Regions from separate parts of the Homo sapiens genome. Here region 1 is linked to region 2. Evidence: read pairs that join two places in POLR2A ChIA-PET (ENCODE). Cell type or tissue: PC-9. All regions are shown on one strand. Links, peaks and the distances in the headings refer to the core of each region. The heading gives the core; the rest is flanking DNA. Region 1 overlaps VWF (von Willebrand factor). Region 2 overlaps LOC105369625 (a long non-coding RNA gene).

Region 1 (8,000 bases), core at 1-8,000, 170 kb after region 2:
ATGTTCCAAGGAAGTGAGTAGCAGGGCTGGGTGAGAGCCAGCTCTCCCGATTGCTGATCTAGGTCCTCAGCCACTTTGCACCATGTTCTGAACCCTACAACATGGGGTTGGGGTTAGAAGGTGGGAGAGACATCCAGAAAATGCACAAGAAGCCCACTTCTGAACTTAGCCTTTGCCCTCCAGAGTCTCCATGCCCTATGCCTCCAAAGGGCTGTATCTAGAAACTGAGGCTGGGTACTACAAGCTGTCCGGTGAGGCCTATGGCTTTGTGGCCAGGATCGATGGCAGCGGCAACTTTCAAGTCCTGCTGTCAGACAGATACTTCAACAAGACCTGCGGGCTGTGTGGCAACTTTAACATCTTTGCTGAAGATGACTTTATGACCCAAGAAGGTAAGATGTTCTGGGATACCATTTCCCTAAAGTGTGGCCATGCTTTTTATTTCCTTGCTCATAAACCTTCACTAACATGCCTTCCCTGGCATTCAAGCCTCACTGTGACCTCACCTCAATTTATGTTGCCAACCTTATCTCTTTGCATTCCATTCCAATGCCTAGACCTCTAGTGAAACCAGGTCTTAGAGCTCCTCAAAGCTGACTTCGTTCAACTTTGAATTCTCTGTAGCAACTTGCACGTGGCAGATGGTTGGTCAATGCTGGGTAGTTTGAGTCGATCCTCCTCAGCCCACTACAGTGGAGTGGATAAAATCTATGGAGTGGTCGGTCCTCCACACCATCCAAAAAGGCCAGTTTATGTGTGTGTGCATGTGTGTGTTCACGAGCAATAGAAAGTAATATGGATAATGTGAAAACACTAGGCTGGGCGCAGTGGCTTACCCCTGTAATCCCAGCATTTTGGGAGGCCGAGGCAGGCGGATCATGAGGTCAGGAGATTGAGACCATCCTGGCTAACATGGTGAAACCATGTCTCTACTAAAAATACAGAAAATTAGCCAGGCGTGGTGGCGGGTGCCTGTAGTTCCAGCTACTTGGGAGGCTGAGACAGGAGAATGGCGTGAACCCGGGAGGGAGAACTTGCAGTGAGCAGTGATCGTGCCGCTTCACTCCAGCCTGGGCGACAGAGCGAGACTCCGTCTCAAAAAAAAAAGAAAACACTAAAGATGAATATTTCAATCTTCTTTAATTTCAATTACATAAACATTCAATTAGTGATGTTCCCTTGCCAAAGCTAAACACTTACATATGTTATCTTTCTTCCTTATGACCCAACCACTTTCTGATTAGAGAGTAAACATGCAGAGAAACAATTGACTCTTCCTTTCATTGGAATGTACCATATTGGAAAATAGCATGATAGTTTATTTTTTGGTTTTCTCCAGCACTGATTTTATTGTCTGATATGTACATTTAGGGCTATAAATTTCCCTCTAAATATCACTTTAGTTGCACTCTATATATGTGTGTGTGTTTGTGTAAATATGTATATATACTGTATATGTGTGTATATATGTAATTATATATGTGTGTGTATATATATGTATATATATACACGTGTGTGTGTGTGTCTGTGTGTCTCTGTGTGTGTGTATTTAGAGATAAGGTCTTGCTAAGTTGCCCAAACTGATCTTGAACTCTTGGGCTCAAGGAATCCTCTTGCCTCAGCCTTCCTAGTGGAATTATAGGTGTGTGTTACTGTGCCCAGCTGTACCAATTTTGATATGTAACATATTTCATGTTTTAAATTTTCTAACTTCCATTTTGAGCTCTTTCTGAACCTATATACATTTACAAATTCAAAAGTTTGAATTTTTTTTTTTTTTTTTTTGAGACGGAGTCTCGCTCTGTCACCCAGGCTGGAGTGCAGTGGCGCGATCTCGGCTCACTGCAAGCTCTGCCTCCTGGGTTCACGCCATTCTCCTGCCTCAGCCTTCCGAGTAGCTGGGACTACAGGCACCCGCCACCATGCCTGGCTAATTTTTTGTATTTTTAGTAGAGACAGGGTTTCACTGTGTTAGCCAGGGTGGTCTCCAACTCCTGACCTCGTGATCTGCCCCCCTCGGCCTCCCAAAGTGCTGGGCTTACAGGTGTGAGCCACTGTACCTGGCCTGAAGTTTTTAAAGTTACCTATTTGTAACTAAATTGATTTCTAAATTTGGTTAAAAAATTGTGGCCTAGTTAAAAAATTGTAGACTTGTTTGCAGCCTTTTTTTTTTTTTTTACAAGTGTTCTATGTATGCCCAAAAATAATGTATTCTCTGATTGGTGCAGGACTCTACCTATACTTCTTGAATTAAGCTTTTTAATTGTGTTTTCCAGATCTTCTGTATGTGTACTACTTCTTGTCTGCTTATTAATGACCCATTACTAAAAGAGCTAAATTTTTCTATAATGGTGGTGAATTTGTCACTTTCTTCATGTAATTCTGTCAAATTTTGCTTTGTGTGTGTGTGTGTGTGTGTGTGTGTGTGTGTATATATTTCTTTCTTTCTTTCTTTCTTTTTTTTTTTTTTTAAAGACAGAGTCTTGCTCTGTCACCCAGGCCGGATTGCAGTGGTGAGATCTCAGCTCACTACAGCCTCCACCTCCCAGATTCAAGCGATTCTTCTACCTCAGCCTCCTGAGTAGCTGGGACTACATCCAGGTGTCACCACGCCTGGCTAATTTTTGTATTTTTAGTAGAGATGAGGTTTCAGCATGTTGGCCAGGCTAGTCTTGAACTCCTGACCTCAAGTGATCTCTCCGCCTCTGCCTCCCAAAGTGCTGGGATTACAGGCGTGAGTCACCGTGCCTGGCCTGCTTTGTATATCTTGAGCCTTTGTTATTAGTGTTTAGAAATACTGAATCTTTCGGCTGGGTGCGGTGGCTCAAGCCTGTCATCCCAGCACTTTGGGAGGCCGAAGTGGGCGGATCATGAGGTCAGGAGATGGAGACTATCCTGGCTACCACGGTGAAACCCCGTCTCTACTAAAAATACAAAAAATGAGCCAGGTGTGGTGGCAGGTGCCTGTAGTCCCAGCTACTCGGGAAGCTGAGGCAGGAGAATGGCATGAACCTTGGAGGCGGAGCTTGCAGTGAGCTGAAATCGCACCACTGCACTCCAGCCTGGGCGACAGAGTGAGACTCCGTCTCAAAAAATATATATATATATATATTGAATCTTTCTAGGGAATTGTTCCTTTAATGTAATGACTCTCATTTTTACCAGTGCTTTTTGCCTTCAATCTGTCTGATATTAGTATAGCTATTCCACCTTTCTTTTGGTTAGTGTTTGTTTGATGTATCTTTTTCCATTCTTTCAACCTTTCTATGTGATTTTGTTTCAGATGTGTGTCATGGAAGCACCACATGGCTCTATTTTATTATTGTTCTTTCAAAAGTCAGATTTATTGAGGTTAATTTACAGACAGTAAAATTCACCCTTTCACATACAGTTCTCTGAGTTTTCGCAAAAGCGTAGAGTCATGTAACCACCACAATCAAACTATAGAACAGTTTTGTCACCCTCAAAATCACCATGCTCCTTTGTAGTCAAATCTTCCCCCAACTCCTAGCTCCTGGTGGCCACTGATCTTTTATCTGTTTCTGTAGTCTTGATATTTCCAAAATTCATATGACTGTAATCATACCCTATTTGCAGTATTTAGTCTTGTAAGTCTGGCTTCTTTCATTTAACATGGTCCGTGAGAGGTTAATCCATATTGGTGCATGTATCAGTAGTTTGTTCCTATTTATTGCTAAGGAGTAGTTACCACAATTTGTTTACCCATTCACCAGTTGAAGGATGCTTTGTTGTTTCCAATTATGGAAAATTATGAACAAAGCCAGTGTAAACATTTGTGTATAGATTTCTACACCCCGCCGCATTTTTTATTGTGCTATGATACATGTAACATAAAATTTACTATCTTTTTTTTTTTTTTTTTTTTTTTTGAGTCGGAGTTTCACTCTTGTTGCCCAGGCTGCAGTGCAATGGTGTGATCTCAGCTCACTCCAACCTCCGCCTCCCGGGCTGAAGCAATTCTCCAGTCTCAGCTTCCCTAGTAGCTGGGATTACAGGTGTCCGCTACTATGTCCAGCTAATTTTTGTATTTTTAGTAGAGACGGGGTTTCACCATGTTGGCCAGGCTGCTCTTGAACTCCTGACCTCAGGTGATCCGCCTCCGCTTAGCCTCCCAAAGTGCTGGGATTACAGGCGTGAGCCACCGCGCCTGGCCAAAATTTATTATCTTAACCATTTTTATGTATATAGTTCAGTGGTATCAGGTACATTCATGTAGTTGTACAACCATCACCACCATCCATCTCCAGAACTCTTTTCATCTTGCAGAACTGAAACTTTATATTCATTACACAATAACTTCCCATTCTTCCCTCTGGGCTCCTGGAAACCATCATTTTACTTTCTGTCTATGATTTTGACTACTCTAAGTATCTCATATAAGTGGAATCATACAGCATTTGTCTTTTTGTGGCTGGCTTATTTCACTTTGCATAATGTCCTCAAGGTTCATTCATGTTGTGGTGTATGTCAGAATTTTCTTCCTTTTTAAGGATGAATAATATTCCATTGTATCAGAGGAATTTGAGGAAAAGAAAAAAAATTTCATTGTGCATACAGACCGTACGTACTTTGCTTATCCATTTATCCATCAGTAGACACTTAGATTGCTTCCACGTTTTGCCTATAGTGAATAAAGCTGCTATGAGTATAGGTGTACAAATAACTCTTTAAAACCCTGCTTTCAATTCTTCTTTATTTTTTTTGAGATGGAGTTTCCCTCTGTCGCCAGGCTGAAGTGCAGTGGCCTGATCTCGGCTTACTGCAACCTCCACCTCCCGGGTTCAAGTGATTCTCCTGCCTCAGCCTCCTGAGTAGCTGGGACTACAGGCGCATGCCACCACGCACAGCTAATTTTTTTTTTTTTGTATTTTTAGTAGAGATGGGGTTTCACCATGTTGGCCAGGAGGGTCTCCATCTCTTGACCTCTTGATCTGCCCACCTTGGCCTCCCAGAGTGCTGGGATTACAGGCATGAACCACCGCGTCCGGCTCAATTCTTTTGAGTATATTCCCAGAGGCAGAATTCCTGGATGATTTCTAATGGCAATTCTATTTTCTTCATATATTTCATGATTTATTTTTCAGGTATGTGAAATTTTAAAATATTCCTTTTACAATATCTATTTCTCTTTACTTAAAAGGAGAAAAATTTGATATGCAATTTCTTCTTAAACATTTTTTAAATTTTTTCTTTTTAAAAATTTGTATAAGGCCGGGCGTGGTGGCCCACGCCTGTAATCCTGTAATCCCAGCACTTCAGGAGGCCGAGGTGGATGGATCATTTGAGGTCAGAAGTTCAAGACCAGCCTGGCCAACATGTGAAACCCCATCTCTACTAAAAATATAAAAATTAGCTGGGGGTGGTAGCACATGCCTGTAATCCTAGCTACTAGGGAGGCTGAGGCAGGAGAGTTGCTTGAACCCAGGGGACGGAGGTTGCAATGAGCCGAGATCGCCCCACTGCACTCTAGCCTGGGTGACAAAGCGAGACTCTGTCTCAAAAAAAAAATTGTATAAATTTATGGGGTACAAGCGCAATTTTGTTACATGCACAGATTGTGTAGTGGTCAAGTCAGGACTTTTAGGGTACAATATACTTTGTACCCATTAAGTAATTTCTCATCATCTGCCCCACTCCCACTCTCTCTCACCTTTCTGAGTCTCCAATATCTATCATTCTACTCTTTCTGTCTGTGTGTACACATCTTTTAGTAACCACTTTTTGGTGAGAACATGTCATATTTGACTTTATGTGGTTTGTTTCACTTAACATAATGACCTCCAATCCCACCCATGTTGCTGCAAAAGATGCGATTTCATTCTTATGGCCAAATAGTCTTCCATTGTGTATATGTACCACATTTTCTTCATCTAATCATCTGTTGATGGGCATTTAGGTTCATACCATGTCTTTGCTATTGTGAATAATGCACAATAAATATACTAGTGCAGGTATATTTTTGATATATTGATTTCTTTTCCTTTGGGTAGATATCCAGTAGTGGGATTGCTGGATTGAATGGTAGTCCTATATATTTTTTTTTTTTCCGAGACAGAGTCTCACTCTGTTGCCCAGGCTGGAGTGCAGTGGCCTGATCTCAGCTCACTGCAACCTCCAGTTCCCGGGTTCAAGCAATTCTCCTGCCTCAGACTCCTGAGTAGCTGGGACTACAGGCGCATGTCACCACGTCCGGCTCATTTTTTTTTCTTTTGTATTTTTTTAGTAGAGGCGGGGTTTCACCATGTTGGCCAGGCTGGTCTCAAACTCCTGACCTCGTGATACGCCCGCCTCAGCCTCCCAAAGTGCTGGGATTACAGGTGTGAGCCACCGCGCCTGGCAGTCCTATTTTTTTTTTTTTTAAAGTTCTTTGAAAAATCTGCATACTGTTTTCCATAGAGGTTGTACTCATTTACATTCCCACCAACAGTGTGTAAGAGTTCCCCTTTTTCCTCATCCTTGCCAACATCTGTTATTTTCTGTCTTTTTAATAATAACCGTTGTGACTAGGGTAAGATGATATCTCATTGTGGTTTTAATTTGCATTTCTCTCATGACAAGTTATGTTGACCATTTTTTTCACATTCCTGTCAGATATTTGTATGTCTTCCTTTGAAAAATGTCTACTCATGTCCTTTGCCCACTTCTTGCTGATATTATTTGTTATTTTTCATTGTTGTTGAGTTGTTTGAGTTCCTTGTGTATTCTGGATACTAGTCTCTTGCTGGATGAAAAAGTTTGCAAATATTTTCTTCCATTCTGCAAGCTGTCTCTTCACTCTGTTGATGATTTCTTTTGCTGTGCAGAAGATTTTTAGTTTAATGAAGTCTCATTTATCTATTTTTGTTTTTGTTGCCTGTGTTTTTGAAGTCTTAGTCAGAAATTCCTTGCCTAGGCCAATGTCCAGTACAGTTTTCCCAAGGTTTTTTTCTAGGATTTTTATAGTTTCAGACCTTACATTCAAGTCTTTAATACATCTTGAGTTGATTTTTTTTTGTATATGGTGAGAGATAGGGGTCCAGTTTCATTCTTCTGCATATGGCAATCCAGTTTTCCCAGCAACATTTGTTGAAGAGGGTGTCCTTTCCCTAGTATATATTCTTGTCAGCTTTGTCAAATATCAACTGGCTCTATCTCTGGGTGTCTATTCTATTCCATTGATCTGTGTGTGTGTGTGTGTGTGTGTGTGTGTGTGTGTGTGTATACATATATGTGTATATACACATATGTGTGTATATATATACGTGTGTGTATACACATATATGTATATACACACATATGTGTATATACACATATATGTGTATGTATATACACACGTGTGTATACACACACGTGTGTATACACACACGTGTATACACACACGTGTATACACACACACACATATATATGTATATATACACACATATATATATATATTTTTTGAGACGGAGTCTCGCTCTGTTGCCCAGGCTGGAGTGCAGTGGCGTGGATTGGCTCACTGCAAGCTCCGCCTCCTGGGTTCATGCCATTCTCCTGCCTCAGCCTCCCTAGTAGCTGGGACTACAGGTGCCCACCACCACACCCGGCTAATTTTTTGTATTTTTAGTAGAGATGGGGTTTCACCGTGTTAGCCAGGGATGGTCTCAATCTCCTGACCTTGTGATCCACCCACCTTGGCCTCCCAAAGTGCTGGGATTACAGGCATGAGCCACCACGCCTGGCCGATCTATGTGTATATTTTTATACCAGTACCATACTGTTTGATTACTATATTCTTGTAATATATTTTGAAGTCACATATTGTGATGCCTCCAGCTTTGTTCTTTTTGTTCAGGATTGCTTTGGCTATTCGGTCTGTTTTTCAGTTCCATATGAATTTTAAGATTGCATTTTCTAATTCTGTGAAAAATGACATTGGTACTTTGATAAGGATTACATTGAATCTGTAGATTGCTTTGGGCAGTATGGTCATTTTAACAATATGAATTCTGATCCATTAGCAT
Region 2 (12,165 bases), core at 392-8,391:
AGAAGAGACTCACTTGCCACTCTTTTCTCCTTGTTAGCTCTCCATATGGCCCCAGGACCTGGTCTCTGGCGCCCGCCATTCCCTTTGCTGGTTTGTTTTTTTGTTTGAGATGGAGTCTCGCTCTGTTGCCCAGGCTGGAGTGCAGTGGTGAGATCTCGGCTCACTGCAACCTCCGCCTCCCAGGTTCAAGCAATTCTCCTGCCTCAGCCTCTCCAGTAGCTGGGATTATAGACGCGCACCACCGTGCCCAGCTAATTTTTTGTATTTGTAGTAGAGATGGGGTTTCACCATGTTGGCCAGGCTGGTCTTGAACTCCTGACCTTGTGATCTGCCTGTCTTGGCCTCTCAAAGTGCTGGGATTACAGGCTTGAGCCACCGCACCCGCCCCCTTGCTGGTTTTGTAGACGACACTTGATGATTTGGGATGAGTTATCTTTAGCAAGGTTTCCCATTTACCTGTGAGCAGAGCAGGGCTGACCTGGGGTTCATTAGAATCTCTTGAGACACGTTCAACACACGGATTCCCCCGGCCTTTTGAAAGCAGTGGTTCTCAACCTTGATTGTACAATGATACAGTGGACTTAAAGGGAATGCTCGTGCTTGAGCCCTCCCAAGAGATTCCGATTGAGTAAATCTGTGCTTCTCCCTGGGCATCAGGATTTCCACAAGCTAGGCTGAGGTAGCCCTAGGAATCTATACTTCGAAGAAACAATTCCTGTGATTTTCCTGTGCAGCTATGTTTGCAAACTTCAGGGTGGACTCCCTTTCTTCTCACTGGTAGAGTGTCCAGGATTTTCCCACTAGGGTGGTTTTGGAATAGAGGTTAGAGGTGAGTGCTGCTTTTGGAGTCCTGTCCCTTCTCAGCCTCTTCTGGCCCCTGCCTCAGTTTACTGGATTTCTCTCCTTACCAGGCACCAGTATTCTCCCCCTCCCAGTGGCGTTCATTCCCTCAGAGGTTCTGGGCAGAGTAGACCCTCCTCTGAGCTTTTCACCTGGGGTTGGACCCTTGAACTCTGAGGGCTTAGAGCGGCCATGCTGGCAGCCCGGGAACTGTCATGAGCTCTCACATCTGTCTGCTTCTCCATGCGTGTGTCTGCTTCCCTGTGTGAGCTGGAGGGAGGGATTGCATCTCCCCTCTTCTGGGGCAAGTTGTTTCTCCCTCTCTTTCAGTATTGCTTTCCACCCTGGAGTAATGTTGGGTCTGGTATCTGCCAGCTTCATAGCATTTATTTTTTTTTGAGACGGAGTCTTGCCCTGTCGGCCGGGCTGGAGTGTGGTGGCGCGACCTCGGCTCACTGCGACCTCGGCTCACTGCAACCTCTGCCTCCCAGGTTCAAGTGATTCTCGTGCCTCAGCCTCCTGAGTAGCTGGGATTACAGGCATGTGTCTCCATGTCCGGGTAATTTTTTTTCATTTTTGGTAGAAATGGGGTTTCACCAAGTTAGCCAGGCTGGTTTCGAACTCCTGGCCTCAAGTGATCCACCTGCCTCGGCCTCCCAAAGTGCTGGGAGTACAGGCGTGAGCCCCCGCGCCTGGCTTGATAGCCTTTTTTGTTCTTCTTTGGATAGCAGGTATTTTTCCTGGGTTCCAAGTGTTAAGCTAGGTGTCTAGGGACCTGTGTTCTAGACTCACTCTGTACCCTGGGACATACCGTTTAACCTCTTTGACCCTCAATTTCCTCACCTGTTAAATGGGTACCTCACAAGATTGCAATGTGGTTCAAATAAGATAGTCTGCAAAGACGTGCTTTGGTGACTGTGAGTGACACCAATGTGATCCTGATGGAGCTTTCTCTTGCCTCGTTGGCAGAGTGAGGGGTAATTGCCCTTTTTAGGGAACCCCCAAGATGTCAGCAGCTGATATTAAAGTCTCTGACAATGGGAGGTCCTAGAATCTTGCCTCTGCTCCTCATTGAATCCGAGTGTATGCACTGAGTGCCTGCTGTATGCACCCAGCATGGAGGTGGGTTTGAGGCAATTCTGGGCTGTTTGTAGGGCAGTAAGGCAATCCACATAGGAAGGTAACTGCATCATGCTGGGTGAGAACTGCGTGCTCTAAGCAGTGAATGTGTTGGAATTTCACTGGGGTAGTGCAGCCTATGTAGCCAGCGATCGAAGACTTTATGCAGAGGAGGAATCTGAACTAAATGAGCTCAGGGGGGCAGGTTGGAATTAGGAGGGCGGAGAGGAGGATTAGAGCAAAGTGGCCCTGAGAGGGGCTGCAGAGCAGGGCTGAGGGGAGGCCTGTGGGAGAGGAGAGTGGCTTGGCAGGCCGCCCTCGCCCTGCTTCCTGGGGTAACCCCGCCCAGCAGGACTGACCAGCATCAAAAGCCTGTGTCACAATGAAGTCCCCTGAGTGAGGCTATGGCCCCCTCCCTTCCCACCTTTGCCTTTCTAAGCAAAAAGGAACATCCTTCTTCTAGGAGTCCCTCCTGGAGGGAGACCTGGTGCCCTGTCTGTCTAGAATCTGCAGCTCCCTGGTAACCATTTTTGGTGCATTTACAAGGAGGGAATACTAAAATCCCCTCCCATCCTGGGCCTTGCTCCTTGTCCCACTGGCAGGGGCAGGGGCAGGACAGAGTTTGGTATGCTGTGGTGTCACCACACCAATGAAAGCTGCTTGCTGACCACAGGCTGAATGTTCTAGGTGGCAGGTCACCCCTCCTGGACAGCGGCCATCTGCCGCAATCCTCCCTCCTTCGCTCTGGGTTATCTGGTACCCCCTGTGCCATCTCCCTCTGTAACTTCTTCCCCTCTATTTTCCTCCCCCCACAACATGGTATGCCAGCCCGAGCTTATCACCCTACCCTGAGCCAGCAGCATCCATTGTTCTCATGCTTGGGAATGGAGCAACAGGGGAAGTCACTCTGTTTGGGGCCAAGGAGGAAGGAAAGAGGGATGGGACTGAATGGGTAGGTGATGGAAAAAGTGACTTCCAGCCATTCCCTGGCCTGACCTAGATGGCAGCTTAGCGTGGTTGCCATGGTGATAGCCAGACAAACACCCACACCCCTCCCCACCAGCCCCAAACTGCATAATGGTGGTTGTGCCTTTTCCCAGCTCGAACCCCTCAGGCTTCTGCCTGGTGTGAAGTTCAGATTCCTCAGGCTGAGCTGCTCTTGCCTCAGTTTCCCAGCCTGACCAAAGGAAGCAGGTGGGGCCTCTGGGATAAAGAGCGTGTGCTGGCCCTTCCCTGTGTGCCCCGCAGACACACACTCCACCCCACTCCCCATGCCCCAGGGCCCACCAGGCTGACTTCTCCGCTGCTTCTGACGGGCTCCCTTGCCCTCTGGGTTCCAGTCAGCCAGCAGGAGGCACCAGCAGGAATCGGAGGGTGAGAGGGGAGTAGATGGGACACCCACTCCCTGCTGGGCTGCTGGTGGGCAGTGGCTACCTCCCTCTCCTGAAGGCCATAGCTCCTGTCAGCAGCTCCCACTGAAGCTCCAGGTCTCCTGGCTCGGGTTCCCTGCTCCTTCCCCTGCTCCCCAGCCCTGGAGGGGAGGGGCCTCGGCTCTTGCTGGCTGCAGTGGGCCTCACTGTCCCTTGTTCCTTGTGGACTTCCCTCAACCCTGCCCACCTCTCCACAATAAGCTCTTCTGTTGAATTCTCCTTGGTCACCCCTTTTGGATACATTCTGTTTGCTGCTGAGACCCTGACTGCTACTGAGAATGTCTCAACAATGAAGGGGGAGGCTGGATGCGGTGGCTTATGCCTGTAATTCCAGCACTTGGGGTGGGCAAGGTGGGCAGATTGCCTGAGCCCAGGAGTTTGAGACCACATGGCGAGACCCTGTCTCTACAAAAACTACACACACACACACACACACACACACACACACACAATTTAGCCGGGCGTGATGATGCATGCCTGTAGTCCCAGCTACTCAGAAGGCTGAGGTGGAAAATCACCTGAGCCCTGGAAGCCAAGCCGAGCTGAGCAGTGCTGAGCTGAGCAGTGAGCTGAGGTCACGTCACTGCACTCCAGCTTGGGCGATGGAGTTTGTCTCAAAAAAAAAAGGAAGGCGGGCGGCTGTCTCAGGACACCTTTTTTTGTGGTCAGGGCTCTGGCAGGCTGAATGTGTGGGTGGGGTGGCCTCCCAGGTGTAATCTGAGATGCACCCAGAAGGCTGCCCTGCCTGGAAATAGCCAGGCTGAAACCTGAAGTTTAGAGGGCCATTCTTGTGGTCTAAAAACTTTCGGGAAAGATTCCACATTCCCCAGGAAGGGGGGCGTCATAGCCAATCATTCATTTCTCTACCTGCCTTAGTTTCGTCAGATAAGAAGCTTGACTGCAAACTTCAGAAATGCAAAGACTGTGTCTGTCTTCACTGTGTAGACATGGGGCCTGGTGCCAAGTAGGTTGAAATAAACATCTGTTGAATAAACTTATTTACCACTCAACAATGAGTGGTGAGTGCCTACTGTGTTCCCCTATGTTCCAGCTGGAGTCATTGGGAAGCAGGATTTTTCACTCTGCTGAGGTTGCTGGGGAATATGGAGTTGGGTGGGGAGCTGTTGCTGCATGTCTCAACACTGCACCTTTCCAGGTGCACAGAGCCAAACCCCTTGCAGCTACCTTTGACTCTGTCTCACACCAACACTCAATCCATTAGGAAATCCTGCAAGGCAGATCCGAACCCAGCCACTCCTCACCCCGTCCACGGCTGCCAGCTGGCTCTCCCACCTGGAATCCTGCTTGACCTCCTCCCTCCTCACTAGTTTCCTAACTCCCACCTTCCCCACCTCCCACAGTCTATGCTCAACACGAGTCAGAATGACATTTATTTATTTATTTATTTATTTAAGACCGAGTCTCACTCTGTCGCCCAGGCTGGAGTGCAGTGGCGTGATCCTGGATCACTGCAACCTTCCCCTCCCGGGTTCAAGTGATTCTCCTGCCTCAGCCTCCAGAGTAGGTGGGATTACAGGCACCTGCCACCATGCCCGGCTAATTTTTTTTTTTTTTTTGTATGTTTAGTAGAGACAGGGTTTCACCATGTTAGCCAGGATGGTCTCGATCTCCTGACCTCGTGTTCTGCCCGCCTCCACCTCCCAAAGTGTTGGGATTACAGGCGTGAGCCACTGCCCTCGGTCTCAGAATGACCTTTAAAAATAAGTTGGGCTGGGTACTGTGGATCACACCTGTAATCCCAGCGCTTTGGGAGGCCGAGGTGGGTGGATCACGGAGTCAGGAGATCGAGACCATTCTGGCCAACATGGTGAAACTCCATCTCTACTAAAAATACAAAAATTAGCTGGGCGTGGTGGCGCGTGCCTGTAATCCCAGCTACTCAGGAGGCTGAGGCAGGAGAATCACTTGAGCCCGGGAGGTGGAAGTTGCAGTGAGCCGAGATCGTGCCACGGCACTCCAGCCTGGCAACAGAGCGAGACTCCATCTCAAAAAAAAAAAGTAAAGACATAAGTTGGATTATGCTATATTTTTACTCAAAACCCCATAATAGCTTCCCAGGACACTTAGAGTGAAACTAAAGTTCTTGCACTGGCCCCTGAGGTAGGCAGCCTCAGGTGATCCCTGCCTCGTGGTGGTCACGCCCTTGTGTAATCCCCTCCCCTGAGCGTGGGCTAAATCTGGTGACTTACTTCTAACCTACAGGATACTGCAAAACTGGGGGGCAGGTGGCTTGCGCTTGTAAATCTCGATATTTTGGGAGGCTGAGATGGGGGATTGCTTGAGCCCAGGAGCTTGCGATCACGCTGGGCAACATAGTGAGACCTAGTCTCTACAAAACATACAAAAATTAGCCAGATGTGGTGGTGCACGTCTGTAGTCCCAGCTACTCGGGAGGCTGAGGTGGGAGGATCGTTTGAGCCTGGGAGGTTAAAGCTGTAGTGAGCCGTGACTGCACCACTGGACTCTAGCCTGGGCAACGGAATGAGACCCTCTCTTAAAAAAATAAAAATAGGCTGGGCGCGGTGGCTCACTCCTGTAATCCCAGCACTTTGGGAGGCCGAGGCGGGTGGATCACGAGGTCAGGAGATCGAGACCATCCTGGCTAACACGGTGAAACCCTGTCTCTCCTAAAAATACAAAAAATTAGCCTGGCGCGGTGGCGGGCGCCTGTAGTCCCAGCTACTCGGGAGGCTGAGGCAGGAGAATGGCGTGAACCTGGGAGGCGGAGTTCACAGTGAGCCGAGATCATGCCACTGCACTCCAGCCTGGGCGATAAGGAAGACTCTGTCTCAAAAAAATAAATAAATAAAAAATAAATAAAAAAGACTATGTGGTAAAAGCAGTGGATATTGCTCCTGAGATTGGGTTATGAAAACCTGTGACTGCTGTCTTGCAGCCTCTCTGTCTCTCTCCTTCTTGGCTTGCTTACTTTGATTCATCAAACTGTCATGTTGGAGAAACTGTGCGAGGCCTCTGGGCAATAGCCAACAAGGAACTGAGACCCTCCGTCTAGCACCTGGTGAAGAACTGAACCTATCAAAGCCCCGTGAATAAGCGTGGAAGTAAGTGGCTCGTTCCTTCTCCAGTTGAGCCTTGAGATGACAGCAGCCCTGGCCAGCACCTTGCAGCCCATGAGGAATCTTTTTTTTTTTTTTTTTTTTGAGACGGAGTTTTGCTCTTGTTGCCCAGTCTCAAAAAAAAAAAAAAGAAAAGAAAAGAAAGAAAAAGACACCACGACTCCAAGATGGCGTCAGTCATACCAGTGAAGGACAAGAAACTTCTGGAGGTCAAACTGGGGGAGTTGCCAAGCTGGATCTTGACGCGGGACTTCAGCCCTAGTGGCATTTTCGGAGCATTTCGAAGAAGTTACTACCGGTACTACAACAAGTACATCAATGTGAAGAAGGGGAGCATCTCGGGGGTTACCATGGTGCTGGCATGCTACGTGATCTTCAGCTACTGCCTCTCCTACAAGCATCTCAAGCACGAGCGGCTCCGCAAATGCTACTGAAGAGGACACGCTCTGCACCCCGTACCCCACGACCTTCTAGGCCTGAGCCCCTCCGTGAGGAACACAATCTCGATCGCTGCTGAATCCTTTCATATCCTAATGGGAATTAACCCCCAAATAAAAGATGACTGGTAAAAAAAATTAAAAAACATAAAATAAAAATAAAATAAATAAAAAAGAAAAGAAAAGAAATATTTGATAAATGAATGAAGGAAGAATACACCTGAAAATGAGGGAAGCAGAGCTGGTAAATGTCCAAAGCCAGACCAACCCCTGGTGGTACCGTGTGTACCCTGGAGCCCAGTGTGCCTGGATGGTTCAGGTCCACAAAGCCAAAGACTTTCCTTTCACTCATTGGCCAGTCTGAATAAGGTTTACCGTCACTTGCAAGCAAGAGTCCTGAGTAATATATGGGATTAATGAGGAATATAGTGTGGCTGCGATGCTGAAGGAGGACAGGAAAGGAAAATGTAGGGGGCCGGGCGTGGTGGCTCACGCCTGTAATCCCAGCACTTTGGGAGGCCAAGGCAGGCAGATCACAAGGTCAGGAGATCAAGACCATCCTGGCTAACATGGTGAAACCCCGTCTCTACTAAAAAATACAAAAAAAATTAGCCAGGTGTGGTGGTGGGTGCCTGTAGCCCCAGCTACTCGGGAGGCTGAGGCAGGAGAATGGCGTGAACCCGGGAGGCAGAGCTTGCAGTGAGCAGAGATGATGCCACTTCACTCCAGCCTGGGCGACAGAGTGAGACTCTGTCTCAAAAAAAAAAAAAAAGAAAGAAAATGTAAGGAGAAAGGGAATGGTGGGGCAGCCATTTGTGAGCCTGTACTGTGTGCCCCGTAGTGGGCTGGCTTTGTCATGTATATCTTCGCTTTTCATTCTCCTGACAACCTTGTGAATTAGGTGTTGTCCCTCCCACTTCACAGGTGAAGAAACTGAGTGAGGTTAAGTGCCTGATCTAAGATCATAAAGCTAGCGAGTGGCAGAGGTAGAAGGAAATCCAGGTCTTTCTGATTTTAAAATCCCATGCTTTCTTGGTGGTTTATTTTGCTCTTTTTTTTTTTTTTTTTTTTTTTTGCTTCGTGGGTTGGCCAAAATCTCCAAATATTTTCACTACTGCTGGAGCCCTGGCAAAGGCAGCAAGTGGGGTGGCTGCCAGAGGCTGGGGCCGAGGAGGGAAGGGAGGAGGGGTACATGTGAGGGCCCTTTGTAGGCAGGTATTTATAAAGCTGGGGCTTCTCCCTTGTAACAAATATCAGTGATATTTCTCCTGGCTCTTAGATGGGGGAAGGTATCTTCGCCTCTGTTCGCAAGTACACATCCAGGGAAGGCAGTGCCTGGAGGTCAGGTGAGGCCAGGCTGGCCTGGAGAGGTGAACTAAGGCTGCTGGACTGAAGGCGTCCTGGAGGTTTTTTGTCCACCACATGAATGCCCCGCCTACAGCCCCCTCTGAGAGAAACTGAGCTTCTCCCGGCTCCCTGCTGCGCGTTCCTAGGGTGGGCATTTCCTGTCCTGACCCACATGGCCCTGTCCCCTCTGACCTCAGCTGACTGGCCCAGCATTGGGCACCCTGCCCAAGGGCAGCCCCACCACAGCTGACCAGGGGTCACTGGGGGGCTTTGGTGTCTGAGCGATGTGATGAGCTGGGCCTCCTGGTAGAGGGGGCAGAAGCAGGAAGACACATTGAAAAAGCAGAAAAAGAGGTAGCCCACCAGAGGGATGACCATTTCGGGCCTGGCATGGGTGCCTGAGCGCTGTCTGCTCTCTGAATTAAGAGGCCTGCTGCATGGCTGCTCCTGGGGCCTGGAACGCTTCAGTCCCTTTGTGTTGTCAATTCTGGACAAGAATCCCGTGCTGTTTTAAAAATTTTTTTATTACTTTTAAATTAATTTATTATTATTTTATCTTATTTTTAAAAATATTAACTTCCCATACTACACTGATGTGTATTTTTGAGTTTATACTCTTTTGTTTTTTTGAGACAGGATCTTGCTCTGTTACTCAGGCTGAAGTGCAGTGGTGCCATCTCAGCTCACTGAACTCCTGGGCTCAAGCAGTCCTCCTGCCTTGGCCTCCCCGGTAGCTGGGACCACACCTGTGCTCCACTGCCCTATTTTTATTTATTTATTTATTTGAGATGAAGTTTCGCTCCTGTCACCCAAGCTGGAGTACAATGGCACAATCTCGGCTCACTGTAACCTCTGCCTCCCGGGTTCAAGCAGTTCTCCCTGTCTCAGCCTCCCGAGTAGCTGGGATTACAGGCATCCACCACCACGCCTGGCTAATTTTTGTATTTTTTAGTAGAGATGAGGTTTCACCATGTTGGCCAGGCTGGTCTTGAACTCCTGACCTCAGGTGATCCACCCACCTCGGCCTCCCAAAGTGCTGGGATTATAGGCATGAGCCACGGCTCCTGGTCTCCCCTCTTTTCCAGTCTAGCTTGAGTGGGTGCGATTGTGGTCACCCAAAGAGGCAGACAGGACAGTCTAGGCTGCAGAGCCTGATGTGGTCTGCCCCCCCTCATTCACAAGGATCATGACGCTCGGGCCTGTGGCCTCCCACAACTGGAACCGTGGGGAGGGAAAGGAGGGGCCAGGGGGGAACATGGTTTTCAGTCATGACATGACAACATACCTCAGTCGTGGGTGTGTTTTAAGTAATCTGTTATTCATCATAACCAAAGCACTTGCGTGTATTTTAAAGCACATATTTGCTTCTGTAACCACATCAAATTTCCAAAGGCCCAGAAGGGTACACGCTGAAAAGTCCCCTTCCTTCCCTCTGGGCAGCTCCCTCCCTTGAGGCAGCCATCCTTACCAGAATTTGGGCATCCTTCCAGAAACATTTTGTGCACCTATCAGCAAACACTCTTGTACACATTCCTCCTTTCCCTTATTTAGTACCCAAATGTTAGCATATTATTCCCATTACCCTGTACCTTGTTTTTTTCATTTGTGAATAATTAACTAACTTTCCCCCCAGTGAGAGCAGGTTTGAGATCATCCCCACAACAAAGTCACTTCTGCCACTTGCCTTCCAGGGCACCTTTCCGAGCGGGAGAGGGGGTTAGTGAGCAGGGCCCGGGACCCTTTGGGAGGGTGTGTGTGTATTCATGTGTGTATGTGTGTGCGTGTGTGTGCGTGTGCATGTGAGACCTGCAGGACAGCCTCACTTGGAAGACCTGGTTTTAGGTCTAAGACCCCACGAACAAGCCCAGGGCCTTAATCCCCCTCCGGTTCAGTTTCCCTCCCACAAAGAGGAATGACAAGCCTGTTCCCTGGGGCTGTTGAGGTTGGAATAAGGACGTGTTAAGAAACTGTCTTGTGAATTGTCTAGTCCTAGGCGGTGAGCGGTTATTGTCAGCCAGACAGATTCAAAAGCTTCTCATCCATTTTCCCTTAAGGATGTGTCTGGCCTTCTCTGCTTACTCCCAGCCACCTCCCTATTCCCAGCTGAAGGCATCATCTCCTCTTGGAGCTTCCCTCCCACATGGACCTGCCTGTTTATGGGCATCTGCTCTCCACCTCACCTGCCTTCCGCCACCTGCTCTTGGGCACCTGAAACCACTTCTGCTGGAGTGCAGCGGTGCAAATACAGGTCACTACTGGCCTTTTTTTTTTTTTTTTTTGAGATGGAGTTACGCTGTGTCACCCAGGCTGGAGTGCAGTGGCGTGATCTCCGCTCACTGCAACCTCTGCCTCCCGGGTTCAAGTGATTCTTGTGCTTCAGCCTCCCCAGTAGCTGGGATTGCAGGCATGAGCCACCAAGCCCAGCTTTTTTTGGTATTCTTTTGTAGAGACAAGGTTTCCCTATGTTGCCCAGGCTGGTCTTGAACTCCTGGGCTCAAACGATCCACCCACCTCAGCCTCCTAAAAGTGTTGGGATTATAGGTGTGAGCCACTATGCCTGGCCCCTTCATATGTGCTTGCTTTTTTTTTTTTTTTCAAGACAGTATTTCACTCTTGTTGCCCAGGCTGGAGTGCAATGGCACAGTCTTGTCTTACTGGAACCTCTGCCTCCCAGGTTTAAGCAATTCTCCTGCCTCAGTCTGCTGAGTAGCTGGGATTATAGGCATGCACCACCACGCCTGGCTAATTTTATGTTTTTAGTAGAGATGGGGTTTCACCATGTTGGCCAGGCTGGTTTCAAACTCCTAACCTTAGGTAATCCGCCCACCTTGGCCTCCCAAAGTGCTGAGATTAGAGGCGTGAGCCACCGCACCTAGCCTCTTCGTATATATATGTATATATATATATATATATATATTTTTTTTTTTTTTTTTTTTTGAGACGGAGTCTTGCTCTGTTGCCCAGGCCGGAGGGCAGTGGTGCAATCTTGGCTCACTGCAACCTCCGCCTCCCAGGTTTAAGGAATTCTGTGCTTCAGCCTTCCGAATAGCTGGGATTACAGGCGCATGCCACCACGCCCAGCTAATTTTTTTGTATTTTTAGTAGAGATGAAGTTTCACCATCTTGGCCAGGCTGGTCTTGAACTCCTGACCTCATGATCCACCCGCCTCAGCCTCCCAAAGTGCTGGGATTACAGGCGTGAGCCACCACGCCCGGCCGCTTCTTCATATATTTTAATTGAACATTTAAGGAACCTTTTGTGTCAGTTGTTGTTCTAAGCACTTGGATGTGTTAACTCAATTTTCCCAACTACAACCCAAAGAGGCAGGTACTATTACTATCCATTTTGTTGTGTTTTGTTTTGTCTATTTCTTTTTTGGAGATGGGGTCTCCCTATGTTGTCCAGGCTGGTCTTGAACTCCTGGACTCAAGTCATCCTCCTGCCTCAGTCTCCCAAAGTGCTGGGATTACAGGAATGAGCAGGCTTACTAGCCATTTTACGATGAGGAAACTGAGGCTGGAGAAGTTAAGTGCAGCTGCACTGAGTGCATCAGGCACAGGCAGGCAGTGCTGGTGCTGGTTTCAAAACCAGGCCGCCTGCTCTAGAGCCTGTGTGGATGGCCCTCCCTCACCCCCTGTCTTCCTTCCTTAGGTAACTCCTTTGTAGTATTAATACCTTGGTCTCAGCTTAAATGTCACTTTCTCAGGGAAGTATTTCCTAAGGCCCCTCCTGCAGTGTAAGTGGCCTTCTGAGGGCTCTTGGGTCCTCTTATGTATCTCTTGATCACTTCTTGTTTTGTACTGTAATTGCTTATTTATTTGTCTGTGCTCAGTAGTCCCCTGGGTTTGGGTATGTTTGTTTGCCCTTAGATCTGATCTGCCTTGCATACAGAA

What was found. ChIA-PET counts read pairs that join two places held together with the same protein. Peaks named below come from ENCODE experiments on the same cell type or tissue, not always from the same donor. Only the 100,000 strongest peaks of a DNase experiment are listed, where the experiment ranks them.
Region 1: POLR2A ChIA-PET joins it to region 2 with 10 read pairs; 5 of 35 experiments call an interaction of 5 or more read pairs at or near these places.

The regions. Positions count from the first base shown.
Region 1 is chr12:6,102,766-6,110,765 of GRCh38, reverse strand. It overlaps VWF (von Willebrand factor), which reads left to right. Exons shown (of 52, transcript NM_000552.5): 5 at 184-392. Among named protein-coding and RNA genes, the nearest start is that of VWF, 18 kb to the left of the region's middle. In PC-9, for the core only: no CTCF peak of the experiment used is centred there; a DNase peak (open chromatin) is centred at 525.
Region 2 is chr12:6,264,915-6,277,079 of GRCh38, reverse strand. The region is part of intron 2 of LOC105369625 (a long non-coding RNA gene); the gene reads left to right. It also overlaps the pseudogene ATP5MFP5. Among named protein-coding and RNA genes, the nearest start is that of PLEKHG6, 40 kb to the left of the region's middle. RefSeq lists an enhancer at 7,500-8,245. In PC-9, for the core only: a CTCF peak has its summit at 3,275 (motif pointing right); DNase peaks (open chromatin) are centred at 2,609, 3,509 and 4,099; H3K4me3 peaks cover 1,742 bases; H3K27ac peaks cover 4,587 bases.